2 separate regions of the Homo sapiens genome follow, and region 2 is linked to region 1. Evidence: chromatin loops called from intact Hi-C (ENCODE). Cell type or tissue: PC-3. All regions are shown on one strand.

Region 1 (8,000 bases):
GAATCTGTAACTATGATTATATATCTGTCTATTGCTCTTTTTTGATCTCTTCATTTTGCTTTATGTGTGTGTGTGAATTTTTTTTTTCTTTAGAGACAAGGCCTTGCTCTGTCACCCAGGCTGCAGTGCGGTGGCATGATCATAGCTCACTGCAGCTTCAGACTCATGGGCTCAGTTGATTCTCCCACCTCAGCCTCACAAATAGTTTATATAATTTGATAATGTGTTTCTAAGTTCATAAAAGCTTAGGAATGTTTTGTCTCTTGTTTAGTTAACCCCTTTTTATTTTTAACAGTCTTTTTTATCTCCAAGACTATTTCTTTCCTTAAGGCATAATATATTAATTAGGCCTTCATTAGTATATCAATTTTTAATAAATATAATTTATATGAATAGCATATTAATAGTTAAGTAATAAATATATTAATATATCCAGGTCAGGTTTCAATATAGTAATATATCCATGTCAGCCCATTTGTATGTGATATAACACTATTAATTCTTTTAATTTCAAGCAACCTGGTGCCCAATTTGTTTTTACTTTTATTGTATTTTTATAATTGACACATAATTACTGTGCATATTGATGGGGTACATAGTAATGTTTCTATATATAATGTATAGTGAAGAGATCAGGGTAATTAGCATATCCGTCATTTCAAATATTTATCATTTATTTGTGTGGGAACATTTGATATCCTTCTAGCTGTTTGAAACTATTACTTTTAACTATAGGCATCCTACAGTGGTATAAAACACTAGAATTTGTTCCTCCTATCTAGATATAATTTAAAGTGTGTCTCTTTTAAGAAGCATAAACATGTCATATTTATGTAGTCTGATAATCTTTGACTTTTAATTGGAGTGTTTATTCTGCTTAAATTTACTATAATTCTTAATATAGTTGTATCTAAGTCTACTATCTGCTATTATATTTGTCCTATCTTTTGAAAAATAAACTTTTAAATTTGGAATAATTTTAGACTCACAAAAAATTTGTGTGGGCACAGAGAGTTTCTATATCTGACCTTTAGCTCAGTGTCCCGTAATGTTGACATCTTACATACTTGTAGTATATTTGACAAAACTAAGAAATTAACATTGGTACATTGCTGTTAACTAAACTCTTGTCTTTATTCAGATTTCATCAATTTTCCAATAATGTCCTTTTTTCTATTCCAGGATCCAATTCAACATACCACATTGTATTTAGTCCCCATATCACTTTTGTCTCCTTTAATCTGTGACAATTTATTGATTTTGTCTTGTTTTTCATGACCTTGACAGGTTGAAGAGTACTTATGAGGAGTTTTGTAAAACGTCCATCAGTTTTACCACCATAAAAATCAGTTCAGATTTTTATGATGTCCTTGTTGTGATTATACAAAGGTTATGCATTTTCTGGAAGAATATAAATGGAGTGGAAGTGTCCTTCCATCACATTATATGAGGGGGTGCGTAATATTCACATGCCATAATTGGTGACAGTAACCTTGATCACTTGGTTAAGATTGTCTGCCAAATTTCTCCACTGTAATTTTTTTTTCCTTTTTCTTAGTCTTTTCTTTGGAAGCCAGTCACTAAGTCTAGCTACACGCACCTGGAGAGGGGAATTAAGCTTCACCTTCGGGAAGGAGGAGACTATACTCATATTATCAGCAATTCTTCTGTAAAGATGTGTCTCTTCTGCCTTTGATCCATGTGTTGGTTTATTCCTCCATTTCTGTCTTCTTTTGTATTAGTCGGGTATTTTCTATTACACTATTTTATGTCCTTTTTAGATTAAGTCCAAAATTTTGCATTTTCCTTTTAGTTGTTGCCCTACAAATTACAACATTTGTTCTTGCTACAATTTTTTTCTTAATACTTTCTCTAACAATTGAAGAGATATGTTATAGTCTAAACCCACTTATCTCCCAACCTGTCTTTTGTGCTATTTTTGTCATATATTTTACATTACAGTATCTCAATAGGTCATTTTTTTTAATATCACAATTCTTTTTAGTTCTAAGGCAGAATCAACTTTTCTACCTTTTGCTCCCAACCTTGTTAAACGGGAAAGAATTGCATAAGTATTTGAGAAACCGTTTACCAAAAGCATCTAGCAGATCTAGCAGACGCCCATGTTAAAATATCAATAACATTCAAAAATTTGTAAAGAACTAGTTTTGAATAACAAATTGGTCAATGTGAAAAACAGCTAAATGTTATACAAAATTAGAATTATCAAAGTGGTTGGGGGGTAGTATGTACTTTCTAAAAGCATCGGATAGTCCGTTTTGAATAAGAGAAATATAAGGGAAGTGACAGCTAGAAGCAGGCACAGATTTAGATAGAACCTGCAGCCTAACTGTATAACACCTTGGGTGCCTGGGAAGAACTAAAAGTCAAGAAGAATTTTTTGAAAAACCACATAAGCCTTTTTTTTCATAAAACTTTTATTATCATGTCATTTGTACAAATGTAACAGTAATGATAAATTCTCTTTTCCAAGGGAAAGAGAAACGCTGCAGAATGGACATTAAACAAGGCATTATGCCCTACAAGCAAGACATAAAATGTCTAAGGGAAACTTCAGCATAAAAATGTTGAACACATAATGTGAGATAATTTGAATAAATAACAACTGACATTCTTTTTTTAAAAAAAAAGTATAAAAAATAGATGTGTACATACATTCCCTTACCCTAACAGTGATCCACTAATTGCTTGCATTTCAATCCCCCCACCCTCCAGTTCCCCACCCTGTCATTTATCAAGGTGGCTGACACATTATGGTCTCCCACTAAATATTAGTTTAATGACACATTTAAAACCCATCATATTCCAATTAAATAATCAGGACTGAGCTATGTTTGATGAAACACACTCACATCTTTAAATAACAGCATGTAAAATATTAAAATACAAGCTTTCAAAAATAAATACATAAATAAGTAGAACCCTCGTAAGAAATAGTCAAACACATTAAGTCCTTTCCAGCTGTCCCTAGAAAGCTGCTGTTCTCTTTTTCATTTTCAGCTCTGGTAAGGGCAGGGACCACCCTGCAGGAAGTGTCAATGATACGCTGATAAGCTTCTTACTTCTCTCCTGTCAGTTGGTGCTCCCCCTGTGATGAGAAAAGGGTTACTGTTGCAGGTGCTAAGGAAGGCTGCTCTTCTGTCACTCTGAAGTTGCTTGGAGGGATGTCCCCATGCAGACTCTCTCCCAGCCCTCCACTCAGGGAAGGTCTGTCTGTACCCACTGCCTTCTATAGCAGAAAACTTGCACTCCTGAATGCTTTTTTTTTTTTTTTCAAGAAAGAAGTGGCTGTGGACTCAACTAGATTCTTGGTTTGAAAAAGCCAAAACATATTGGTCACTGATTGTCACATTGGGTTAGAAATGTCCATTCATGATCTCCCTTAAGCTGCACACAACCCTATGAAATAACTACCATTATCTACCCTATTTTGCTAAAGCTCAAAGAGATTAAATAACGTTGACAGGGATCCTAGCCTTGAACTCACTGAAGGTGTTACTGCAAAGTTTCTGCTCTTCACCAAGAAGGCTTACAGGCCCAAAGTGCCCAAACCAGACATTGCATTTTTCAGGTCTGAAGCCCATTAGGGACTGAGGTAAACGTCCCAAAACAGGCAGGGGGCATTTTGGCATTGTTAGTCAAATTTACTTAGTATTCTAGAAACCCACATTTACCCTCCCAGGGGTTAGGCCTGGAAATGGAAGACACTGAAATACTGAAATATCCTCTGGCACCAGAGCAGATTAATAACCTTAATGGCAACTTTAATTGTGAAAATAATAATCACAATTTCTAGTCCTTCAGCTAACTCTTGGGGTTCCCTGATTTTATTTTTAGGGGGCAGATGCCAGTATTTCTGACCAACGGCTCCAGTCGCCTGTGTATATGGAAATTACAACTCACTTGTTCAGTATCTTTTCGATGATTTTCTGAACCATGGGGGATGCGGGGTTGAGACAAGCTTTCTTCCCATTCTTGAGTGTGGCTCTGCAGAGAGAAGGGAATTCCGTGAGACAGGAGGTCGGGCTGGGGACAGGGTTGGGGCAGCGGGAGAGTCGGGGACCCCAGCGGTGGCAGCGGAAGCGCGGGGCGGGACTTACATGACTTCGGTTTGGGCGCAGTGGGGTCCGGGGGACCTTACATTCACACTTTGGATGTTCTTGAGGTGAATTCCCTGCAGTGTCTGCAAGCACTGGCAGCGCAGTTCAGTGACCACGGACGCTCCTAGGGAAGAATAGACTCGCTGATTGAGCGGGGCTGTCGGCGCGGGGCGCCCACCCCAGCCGCGTCCGGCCCGGGGACCCCAGGGCGCCGGGACCCACCTGCTGCGCGCCGGCTGGCGGCCACCAGGAGCAGGAGCAGCAGCGCCACCCGCAGGAGCCGGGGATTGCTGGGGGCGGCGGAGAGCGTGGCGTGGGCCATGGGGCTCAGCAGACGCGTCGGGAAGCTGTGCGAGAAGCGGGAGAGCTGGCGGGGAGGTGCCTGCGACCCGGGCTGTGTGGCTCCCCAAGATCGGCGAACCCTTTTTATGCATGGTTGAGACTGGAAAGCCCGGAGCGGCCGGGCCAGGGAAATTCCCGGAGCTCCAGATCGATCCGGAGTCCCGAAGGAAGGCGACGGCCCCGCCCCCGGGGTGGAGTCGGATACGGGTAGGGGGAGCCCACTGGTGACGCCTACGCCTCGCCCTCCAGAGTAACCCCCGTGCACTCTGGGACTTTGGGATATTCATTTTCTGCCCCAAATTCCTGGAGAGGCAGTGAGTCCACCTCGCTGAAGATACAGCCTGTGAGGGGGGACCTTAGGTCCCCGATGACCCCCCGCGTACGGGGTAGGGTTGGAGGAAAGAGCTGGGGGGACCCGTGAGAACCAGGACAGGAAAGGCACGACTTCTTTAGAGGAAGAGAGCTTTGTCTCCTTAGTTATCAGATTTGCTGGGGACCCGGAGACAGGCGAGTTTTCCCTCAGCTATCCTCTCTCTATATAGTCTATCCTCTATGTTAACCTCCCGGTCTCTGCCTCTCTCATTTTCGGTTTAGCGTTATTTCATGTACATCTAACATCATGCTCTCTGTGAAAGTACAGCCATCGTCTCGGATTCCAGAGAAGAATGTTCTACTTGTTCCTTGTTTTGCATATTCTCTAATCACACTTAGAATACCTTGTTTACGTTTTCCATTTGGTGGCAACAGATTATCAGTGTCAAAATTTGAATTCAGTGTTAGTGTCCGTGGAAGCCAGGGCTGTATAACATGACCTCTTCTTTTGTATCCTGCATAACGTCCTTCCTCCCTCTGAAATGTTGGAACTTCCTAAATCCCCTGGAGACCTTCTCCCAGTGGGAGGGATTCAGATTTGATCTAGAAATATGACACTGGCTGTCACTCTGAAGCTGTGGAGGGGCTGGGTCCAGCAGGATCATGGGCTCAATGTTTCTGGTTCTGTCTTTGCGAATGACACTAGAGAGTAGGTACCTGGTGTGCAAACACCATTCCCACTGAAGGAGCAAACAGCTGCCTGCTGATGACATTTAAACACCAGATCACACATAAAATCACATTTCATTTACTATAGAATTTTCTGGTATTCAGCACTGGGGGATCTTTCTCTGGAAACATTAACAGGGCACTTTTTTTTCTCGTCTGGATTTTCAGTCTTTTAACCTGACACCTTTGTCCCTTTTTCTAGTTTTAGATAATGTATTTTGATTTGTCATTAGGTTTTAGAGGGTTTAAGTGTGATTCTACAAGTTGGTCTCAGACCTCTTTGAGACGTGGAGTAGGATGGAGGAGAGGAGAAAGGAATGGCATCTGCCTGAAGCACAGGGCTCTACACAACCCAGCTCAAGGGATAAGAGTCCTTGCCCCTAACCAAACACAGAGCGTGCAACTGTGCTGCCTGTATTTAGTTGCAGAGTATCACTTGCAAGTTGTTAAGCCTCTCTGTGCCTAGCCCAAGGTGGTTATGAGAAATGAGTTAACATTTGTAAGAGACAACATGGATTAAGTGCCTTATTAATGGTTGTTAAATAAATAAAATGGACTATTTCCATTTTTAAAAGGCTATTTCTTTCCCGACATTGCCTGAACAAAAACTCAGCCTGCTATGAATTCTGTAAAGGAAAAAAGAAGAATCTAATGGAAAGTTTTACTCCCCAGTGTTTTTCACATTTAAAATTTTCTGTATCCCTTACTGCCACCCAACTCTCCCTGTCTCTAACTGATATAAAGCAGTGTGAGTCCTTAAGAAATCAAAGCACATCCTAGAAAGAAGAATGTTCATATAAACACCACAATCCCAGTTTCCAAAATGGTCTTGTAGTTACTGGTGCTCACGGGTATCTGTGATGTCATTACAATAATCTTGGACAAGGGATAGAAAGGTGTGCTAGAATGTCCTGTTACTTTAAAATAGACACTATAGGTAATATATATGCTCCATTCTTTTTCAATAATTTCCTCTCTCACATCTCCCTGACTACTTAAATTCCTTGAAAGAAAGGATAGATACAGAAAAAACATTGACCCAATGGAGGCCAAAATAGTGTCCCAAATGTCTTCTGCAGTTTCAAGCTGTAATAAATGCTGCAAACTTATAAATGAAAAATAAAGTTCAATTGGGAATTTATAAAAAACAAAAAAGTTAAATGTTTTTAATTTAGGAAGGCTTTCAGAAAGGAAGACACATCTGTACTTTACCAGGAGATGCACATAGATGGGAGGTCATTAAAAATTTGCTTGTTTTTCTTCAGCAAACATAAGGTAAATGATAAGAGCTTACAAGATTCTGGGTAAATGTGGAACATGCTGCTTTTTTATTTAATAACTTCATGCTATGGGCAAGTTAAACCTCTGCACCAGAGACAAGGGGCAGAGAATTTATTTAATGCTCTTCTAAGCATTTTACAAATATTGACTCATTCAATCTTCCAAACAATACTGTGAAGTAGATATTAATTGTTATCTTTATGGGACTTAATGGTTACAAACAAAGGAACTGAGGTACAGAGAGATTAAGTCACTTGCTTAACTTCATACATCCTTGAGGCTGGAAATCAAACCCAGAGAAAATGGCTCTTAACCATTAAACTATGGTAAAAATGCACTGTGATATATAATTAGTACTTTAAGGGGAGGAAGGATTTTTAAAAATGTATTTGTTCTTGACCTAGTTGAATAGCTTAAATTTACATATTTTAAAATGAAAATACATCAAAACGATAATATATCTTTGTAGTTTTGTTTCACTAACAGCATAACTCTCTCCTGTGGCATTGATGTAGCTCATTATCTTTCCTTAAGGTGCCCAATTCTGAAGAATAAAATAGGCACTTTTCCATGGAGAAAGCTGACAAACTACTTCTTTAAAAAAATGGTGAAGATAAACGTCTTCAGTGTGATGTCATATGGATATCATGTACCCACTTGATATGATGTCATAAGAATGGCATAAGCAGGATGCCTCTTTGGTACCACTTCCAAAAATTCATCACCCAAATCTAGTTATGATAAAAAACATTCTTCAAACTCATACTGAAGACTCCTAAAGCTAATCAGTACTCTTCAAAACTGTCAAGGTCATGAAAACAATAAAAGACTGAAAAACCATCACAGTCCAGAGGAAACTGGAGAAGTGACAACTCATTGCAGTGTGGTAGTTTGGATAGGATCCTGGGACAGAAAGATGATATTAATGGAAAAGCTGGTGAAACACAACTTAGTCTGGAGTTTAGTTAAAAGTAACGTGTCATTGGTGGTTTATTAGCTTTAACAGACGTTCCGTGCTGTTGTAAAATGTTCACTGTCAGGGAAAAAGGATGAAGGGCACACAGACACTGTATTATCTTTGCAATGTTTGTAAATTGAAAATTGTCCCAATTAAGTTCATTTTTTTCTAAGTTTATTTTTCTAAATCCATTTAGAATACCACCAAAATGAAATCAGGGCATGTGCATGTTTTACCTGCTAGCTTTCTAGACAGGA
Region 2 (8,000 bases), 360 kb before region 1:
GTCAGAACCTGTGAGTCAGGTTCAGGGTAGCTGTCACCTTCCTATATTGTTTCCACTTAATGACACCACTCTTTCCCCACCATTTTCTTTGAAAGGCCAAGGAGCTATTGGGAAAACTCTCAAGACTTGAGAGCAGGCTCCTGAAAGGAGTCAGTAACTTGCCTGAGTCCATGTAGAACTGAATTTCTGCACAGCTGCTTGGACTGCCTTAATAATAGCCAAATTTAATGAGCATTTTACTGTGTGCTGGAACCTTACCTGCATTATCTTGCTTAACCCTCATAACAGCCTTTTGGAATAGGACTTTCATTACTTATATTCATTGGAAGAAGCTAAAGAAAGGTTTATAATTTGTGCAAATAAAGTAAAGAGAGGTGAATAATAAGTCCAAATCAGCACAACTCATAAGCACCACTGTGTGCTCTGAACACTCTGTGATGTGAGATGCAAGAACTTTGTGCCTGATAATTGTTGTCCCTCTGAGTCCTGTAGGATGCCTATATTTTTGAAAGCAAAAGGAGTAATGCCTGCTAAACTTTGCCTTTTTCTTCTTTACAGACTCACTAGCTGAGTTTTTCACATTGCCTGCCAGTAGACACTTTGGCTGACCTCAAAGGGCAGCCAGCTGGACACAGATTTTCAGGAAGGCACAGAGCAGTTCTGATCCTTGCCTAGCACTTCCCTTGAGCTTTTATAAATGGAACTTGATATGCCTATCCTGGAGGACTTTGCAACCGGGTAAAACTAAAGACCACACATACAAATCTGCCATACGTGTTTAGAGACTCCTGACAGAGTTTCTATTTCATGACTCACTTGGGAAATATGGAGCACCTTTGTAATATGCTGGGTCTGGAGCCAGAAAGGATGTGAAGGGAATCTGAGACACTGTCCTCTGACAGGTGTTTCTGCTACTATGTGTTTGCTAACGTATTGGTGGTAGTCACGCGGAAAAGTGTGCCATGCTCCAGTAAGTTTGTGAAAGTCTGTGTAATATTAAGTTAAACAAGTTTCTTCAGAGCCTTTATTTGCTGTTGTTCATAGTGAATTGCTAAGTATTAAGGGAGCTCAAATGACTCTAAAATCATTTTTTTATTGGAGCATCTTGTGGGACTACTTTCCTTTAGAATACATTTTCACAAACCCTGGTAAAAATGCTTTAGCACGTAGGCTCAGGGATAAAGCCAGGCTCTGCCATTTAGGTGCTGTGTGACTTTGAGAAAGTGATTTCAACACTCTGTCCTACCTCTCTTTCATCATCAGTAAAATTAATGTCATAATGACATCTATCTTCTAAGGCCTTGCAAATATGCTCATGGTCAGCATCCAACAGATGTTAACTGTTATCTTTAAAAAATGGTACTTCAGTTTTAAATTTTGAGGTTAGTTTCTTCACCCCCATAGAATTTAATCTCCTCTCGTATTGTCATCTGCTGATATAGGAGGAAAAGAAGCCCTTAAAACAAAAAAAAAAATCAAATCATTGTTTCTGTGGTAGGTCATGTCCATCCTGCTATTGACCTAAAAATGTAAGCATTAAGATCAGTAAGAATTTTCTTAAACGAGAAGAGAGGTCCATGTGGTTCTTCTCCCAGCCTACATACAGTTCGTGTTATAGGTCTGTAATTCTGAGTTCTCAGGACCTGGGAATTTCTCACCAGGGGCTCAAATTTTCTTCCATGAGAAGGCTGTCTAGCAGGGCTGCCTAGGTAGGCAGAGACTGAAGCCCTCCTCAGTTGCTCCTTCTTCTGAGAACTCTGCAAGCCAAGGTCTAGACACTGCAGTTCCAGACATCAAATTGGCACTTTGTTTTAGAAAAAAGATCACAGATTGTTTTAGAAAAAAGAGGACAAATCAAGGGATGTCAAGCTGTTGGTAAAAATATTAAAAACTGTGGCAAATGAAATGAGGAGGTAGCCATGGGACTATAGGTAGATAAATACCACTTATTCCTTCAAAATCATCTTTAGTGCTTAAAACTCATCTTCCTTCCACCATGGCCTAAGCAAAATCCCCCATGTTACAACCAGTATTACAGCAGCAATAACGGCAACCACGGAAGTGAAGGTGAGGTGGTGGTATTGTATAAGAAAGGGAATATATCATTCACACAGGAGAGCCCAGCAATTCCTGTTTCCCAATCCACGGGGAAAGGAGAAGGGGTAGGAAGTCTCCAAAACTCTCATCCCTGGAGATATCGATTTAGATAGCATCTATGGAATTGTTAAATCAAGATGAGACTGAAGCTGCCTCCTTACATAGTTAAGTTCGGCCTAAAGATTTTTCTGTACATTGTGAACTATAACAAGCGGAGTTGTAAACCAACCGTAGCCCACAACTATGCCAATCACTGGGTTTTGGTTAATCAAATGCACCCAACTACTCAAATCCTGGTCAAATAAGGCAACTGGAGAACTTTATCCAATCCACTTGTTTCTCTACTTCACCTCCTTTTTCTGTACCTCACTTTCCTTTTGCTGTCCATAAATCTCCCACCATGTGCCTGTGCTGGAGTCTCTCTGAATCTGCTGTGATTCTGGGGGCTGCCCAATTCGTGAATCGTTCATTGCTCAATTAAACTCCTTGAAATTTGATTAGGCACCCGGGGGCAGTGGCTCACACCTATAATCCCAGCACTTTGGGAGGCCAAGGTGGGTGGACCACCTGTGGTCAGGAGTTCGAGACCAGCCTGATCAACCTGGTGAAACCCTCTCTCTACTAAAAATACAAAAATTAGACAGGTGTGGTGGTGGGCGCCTGTAGTCTCAGCTCCTCGGGAGGCTGAGGCAGAAGAATCGCTTGAACCCAGGAGGCGGAGGTTGCAGTGAGCCAAGATGGCACCACCGCATTCCCTCCTGGGAAACAGAGCGAGACTGCCGAAAAAAAAAATTGGTTGAAGTTTTTCTTTTAATAGGATTTAGGCAGCATACATGATGCCAGCCTGCAACTATACCAGCCATAAGTGGAGTTGATTACATAGAGTATTCGGGGGGTGGGGGAGTGGGGATGAAAAAGAGTGGGAAGACAGCAGGAATATATTGAAAGTGAAAAGTTGACAAAATTAGTAGAACTTCAGGATTGGTTAGTTATTGAAGGTCAGAGGGAGTAGTGAAGAATAATTCTGTTTCATGGACTCTGTTGGTTGGATTCTAATGTCATCAAAGGAGAAAGAGTAAGTTCGGAGAGGAAATAATGAGGTCAGATTAAAACTGCACTTTGGCTGTTGGCTATTCATTCCTATTGATCATACAATGTTAAGTTTATTAAAGCACTATCCATTTTTAGTGATATCTCAAAATGCTAAATTCAGGCAAGGAGTTTATAGCATTTCAGGACCTGGGCTAAGTGATTTTAAGGCAGGTTCTGCAAGGAGGGTAGTAGAGATGAGTGAGGACAGTGAAGCAAAAGTCTTGAAGCAAGTCTGGATGAGAAATTATTTAGTCTTCATAAATAAGCTGTCTGGCTCACAGCCTTAAATTTCAGGAAAGGGTATTTCCTGGATGAAGCAGATAAATTATTTTGCTTGGCCCAGTATTATTTAATATATACACGCAAAGAGTATATGCAGCCCCATGACCCCCTGTAGTTTAATGCAGGGACTAAGGAATTATCAAGATGTGAATGGAACATTCAGGCAGATGAGTTCACCAGGCTATCTAGAAACTAGGCGTGGAAATGGAAATAATGATTTCAAGTCGCCTGAACAGAACATACTTTCTGACTCAAGCAGGAACTCAATAAAATACCTTGCAAATCTCCTCTGAGGGGGTATTCTATCAAGGATCATTCAGGAGACTAAAACTTGGGAATGCTCCCAGAATGTTAGTCACTTGCATCCAAACCCAAGAGGGAAGGATCAAGTCAACATGATCTTCTTCCTCTTCTCGTTTTATTCTCTTTGGGATCTCTCAAGCTAAGAAATTACACTGCACATTTCTTGTGACCTCCAGCAGAGCTTGAGGAAGAGAAGAATATCTAAATAACTGTTAGATTTATTCATATTTTGAAAGTTTTATCAAGCTTCCTGAACTTGACCAGTTAAGCTAGACTGACAAAACCAAGGTTGGAATTTTTTATAAAGGAGGGATGGAGAGATGCAGGTCATTATATATATCAGCTACCTCCTCATCGAGCCTCTATCCCTAAACTTTAGCCACTGCTTCACTATCAGAACAATTAAAGATTTAAAACACACCTTATAAATGTTCCTTCTAGGAAAATTACAGGTTTATAGTCATCTCCAGAAAATAAGGAACAAATATGCTTTTACATTGTCCATGATCTGTAATTGTTTTTTGAGATGAAGCCATTTTCAAGCCTTTGGAAGGGATAGCAGAGGAAAAACCAGGTGGCAGAAATGACCTTGACTATTTTTCCACCTGCCCAGTGTTTTAGCTTGTTTTAAAGGATGATCAAATGTATTGGATGTATTTAATTAATGCATTCAACAAATTAGACAGGTGTGTGTTTTTTAGACACCTACTATATGCCAGCAGTATTATAGGATCTGGGATACAACAATGGACAAATAAATGTCTCTGCTCTTCTAGAGCTTGCATTCTAGTCACAGACACAAGCAAAAAATAAAAACAAATGAATATATTTGGATAAGTATATATGTTGGGAGTTACCAGGGCTGTGAAAAAAATATAGCTGAGGAAGAAATACACATTCATAGGAGAATGCTTATCTTAAAAGGAGGGAGGTAGGCCTCTCATTCAATATTTGAGCTCAGACTTGAAGGAAGTGAGAGAGAGAGCATGCATATATATATCTGGGTGAAAAACATTCCAAGCAAAGGGAACAGCAAATGTGCAAATGCTCTGCAGCGACTCTCTGTGTATTAATGGCATGTTAATAGAAGGAAATGGGCTCTCATTTCCACTTAAGTAGTAATATCTGGTGGCAGTGCTGTGGGACTAGCCAGGGTTGGTATAGAATACACCAAAGAGGGTATTGGTAGAAACCTAGGTGGAAACTAAGTGTCCATCAATGGATGAATGAATACAGAAAATGTGGTATATATACACAACGGAATACTATTCAGCCATAAAGAAGAATGAAATCCAGCCTTGGTGACTACATGGATGAACTGTTAAGTGAAATAAGCCAGGCACGGAAAGACAAATACTGCATCATCTCACTTATATGTGGAATCTTGAAAATTTGATCACATAGATGCAGAGTGGAGTGGTGGTTACCAGAGCCTGGGGGTGGTGGGGGTAGGGGGAGATGTTGGCCAAAGGATACATACTTACAGCAGGATAGAAAAAATAAATTTCAAGGGATCTACTATAAAGCAAGGTGACTATGGTCAATGATTATATATTATGTTCTTGAAAAATCTAGAGTATATGTTATATGCCCTTACCACAAAAATAACTACGTGAAGTAATGCACATGTTAATTAGCTAGATTTGACAATTCCACAACGTATATGAACTACAAAACATCATGTTGTGCACTATAAATGCATACAGTATTATCTGTCAATTAAAAAATAAAAGAAAAAAAGGGTTTTGAATTTACGTAAGTATGCAAATCCAAGCATACTCATTTGAGACCATGATGTACACTGCAAAAGTCTTTTTTCTTCCACTGACCTACTTACCAAAAGATCTCTGTGCTGTCCCAGATTTCAGACTTTCAGGCTTAAACATGTTGTCTGGGTTCTGACCATTTCAAAACCGCTTTATCACTGGCTTCAGTCTCCTTATAGACACATATTCTCTACATGTTTTTTCTTTCAGTTAATCTAACCTTGGTGCAAAGATTTTCTCTCTGTATATGAACTAACTCTGCTGCCCCAAGGTTTCCTCCATATATAAGAATATAAAGTGCATTTGATGAAAGTAAAGGTTTTGAATCAAAGGGTATAATTTAGAAAATTTAGGGCATTCAAAACTGTCCCCCTCTCCTGCCTTCTGAAAGAGCTCAATGTGTGTTACTAAAGAATGAGGGAAACTGTTTCTAACTGTAGAAATAAATCCACTATGTATAATAAATCCACAATATTGAGAAACAACTCTGCATGCTGTTGTCTAAGGTCAAGCTAAAGCTTCCCAGGAATTGGAATCTCAATAAATATTGGTTACATTGAACAGAACTTTGGCAGATTTTCTACTCTTTGTGTTGCATTTTTGGCAAATAATATTTTTTAATAAGTACCTCCAGTAAATAACAGCAACATTTGGGACAATTTTGTAAATGAGATACTTATTAAAAATATATAATGTCTTTGTTATTCTCTTAGTAACTCAGTGTAGATATAATCTTAATTTACCACCTAGGAAAGCTCTACTGCAATGACTCATTCCTTTTTAGAGCTTAATGGAACCCAAAAGATTCCTATGCTTATTTTGCATCCAGAGATATGAGCTCCAGAGAAGTTATATAGGGTTAGAAAACAAGTTCCTGATTCTCAGGCTGGGTTTTTTTTTCATTACAACATTCTGCCCTTCATGGATTCCCGTGATTGCTTCATAGTCCAGAAGCATCTTACCTTTTCTTGAGCAGAAAATAGAGAGAGAAAACATACAGCAGTAAATCTGAAATTCTGGAGAGAACAAATTTCTTTTTACTAAACCTTTGGATCATAATTTGGCCCAAGGCTGAGGCTAGATATAAGATGATATCCTGGTGTTACAAACAAATAGTTATTTCAGACAAACAAAAGATGCCTGCTTTTCTTTCTTACTATATTGACTACCTGGGTTGTTCTTTGACCGAACTTGTTTTGTCATCAGATAGAACTTGACGAGCTTTTCTAACTTATGATCAATCTGAGTGGAGCTCTTCAACAACTGGCTCAGAGTTCTGTGGAATGACAGAATAATAGCTCAGTTCATATTTTAAGCATAGTAAATAATTTCTTTCTTACTAGTCACATAAAATGACTGTTCATTATTCTTTTATTTGCATTGGGTAATAAGGTAACAAAGCTGCTATTCATGTCGGCAATCGTTTTTCTACAGACAAAAGAACACATCTTAGGTAAATAGAAACCTCTCTGCTCCAAAAACAAATGCAAAGATTTTGATTCATAGCTTTGACTGAAGTCTTATAAAGGGTAACTTTTAATATATATGACTCATAAATAACAAATATACATTAAAAAATGAGACAGAGAAATTCCCCAATCCTAAGGTGGGCCTTGGTAATGTATAGTACTATTTTATATGCAAAGTTCAATGAATGATTACTTAAATCTCCCCCTCTCCTTCTCCACTGGTCTCTTTTTCAAAAAAAGAAGTTTTGATTCCTCAGATGGAAATAGACTCACAGCAATCAGGGGAAGTTGGGCAGTGTGGCAGTAGTTACAGAGTAAGCAATATTTTGATTTCATTTTTTTCTTGCTCAAGTATAAAATGTTAATACTCCTTGCAAAAAACCCCACAGTTATTACTTAACCCAAATCTACTATGGAAAATAATACTCATAATAAAAAGAAAACAAAAGCGTTTGCATAATAGTCATGATAAGAAAAATTAATAGGTGTCTCCATTGAACTCTGCCTGCACATGACTTGCATAGATCTCATTCAAGAATAACACTCAACTCTTTACTTTTTATTTCATATTAAACATTTGAATCTAGAACTGTTCTATTTGTCTTGAGATTATTATTTCTTGATTTCTTTTATTTTCTTCTCATTTTCTCCAAGCTTAGTCATCTTGATGAAAGTCAAGAGAGGAAAAAATTGACAAAATGAATTGTCACCACATTCTTTTAAAGAGTCTGCTACATGCCAGACTATTCTAGGGACCAGGAAAACCAGTGATCCTCACTCACTTTGAGTTTACATGGCATGGGCAGGCAACAGACAATAAATAAATGGACACAGTAATTATTTCATATAATAGGGGTTCATTTGGTTTGGGAATTCTGAAAACACCTCAGCTGGTGATGGTAGTTAACTGTAACTTGAAACCATGCGTAACTCTGGGGCCAGAGCATTCCAGGCAGAGCACAAGACTCTCCATCAGAAGGGAGATTAGCAT

The links. A loop is a pair of places that touch in the nucleus more often than their neighbours do. Peaks named below come from ENCODE experiments on the same cell type or tissue, not always from the same donor. Only the 100,000 strongest peaks of a DNase experiment are listed, where the experiment ranks them.
Region 2: it touches region 1 in a loop (3-fold over the local background); 3 of 110 quality-filtered maps call a loop at or near these places.

What each region holds. Positions count from the first base shown.
Region 1 is chr4:74,034,169-74,042,168 of GRCh38, forward strand. It overlaps CXCL3 (C-X-C motif chemokine ligand 3), which reads right to left and starts at 4,521. Exons shown (of 4, transcript NM_002090.3): 1 at 4,344-4,521; 2 at 4,122-4,245; 3 at 3,925-4,008; 4 at 2,421-3,109. The coding sequence starts at 4,443. The coding sequence ends at 3,094. LOC105377275 (a long non-coding RNA gene) reads left to right here and starts at 4,777. Exons shown (of 2, transcript XR_938875.3): 1 at 4,777-6,779; 2 at 7,320-8,000. In PC-3, CTCF peaks have their summits at 4,408 (motif pointing left) and 4,614; a DNase peak (open chromatin) is centred at 4,613; H3K4me3 peaks cover 3,936 bases; H3K27ac peaks cover 3,860 bases.
Region 2 is chr4:73,676,326-73,684,325 of GRCh38, forward strand. No RefSeq gene overlaps it. Among named protein-coding and RNA genes, the nearest start is that of UMLILO, 30 kb to the right of the region's middle. In PC-3, no CTCF peak of the experiment used is centred here; DNase peaks (open chromatin) are centred at 36, 836, 3,766 and 6,936; H3K27ac peaks cover 8,000 bases.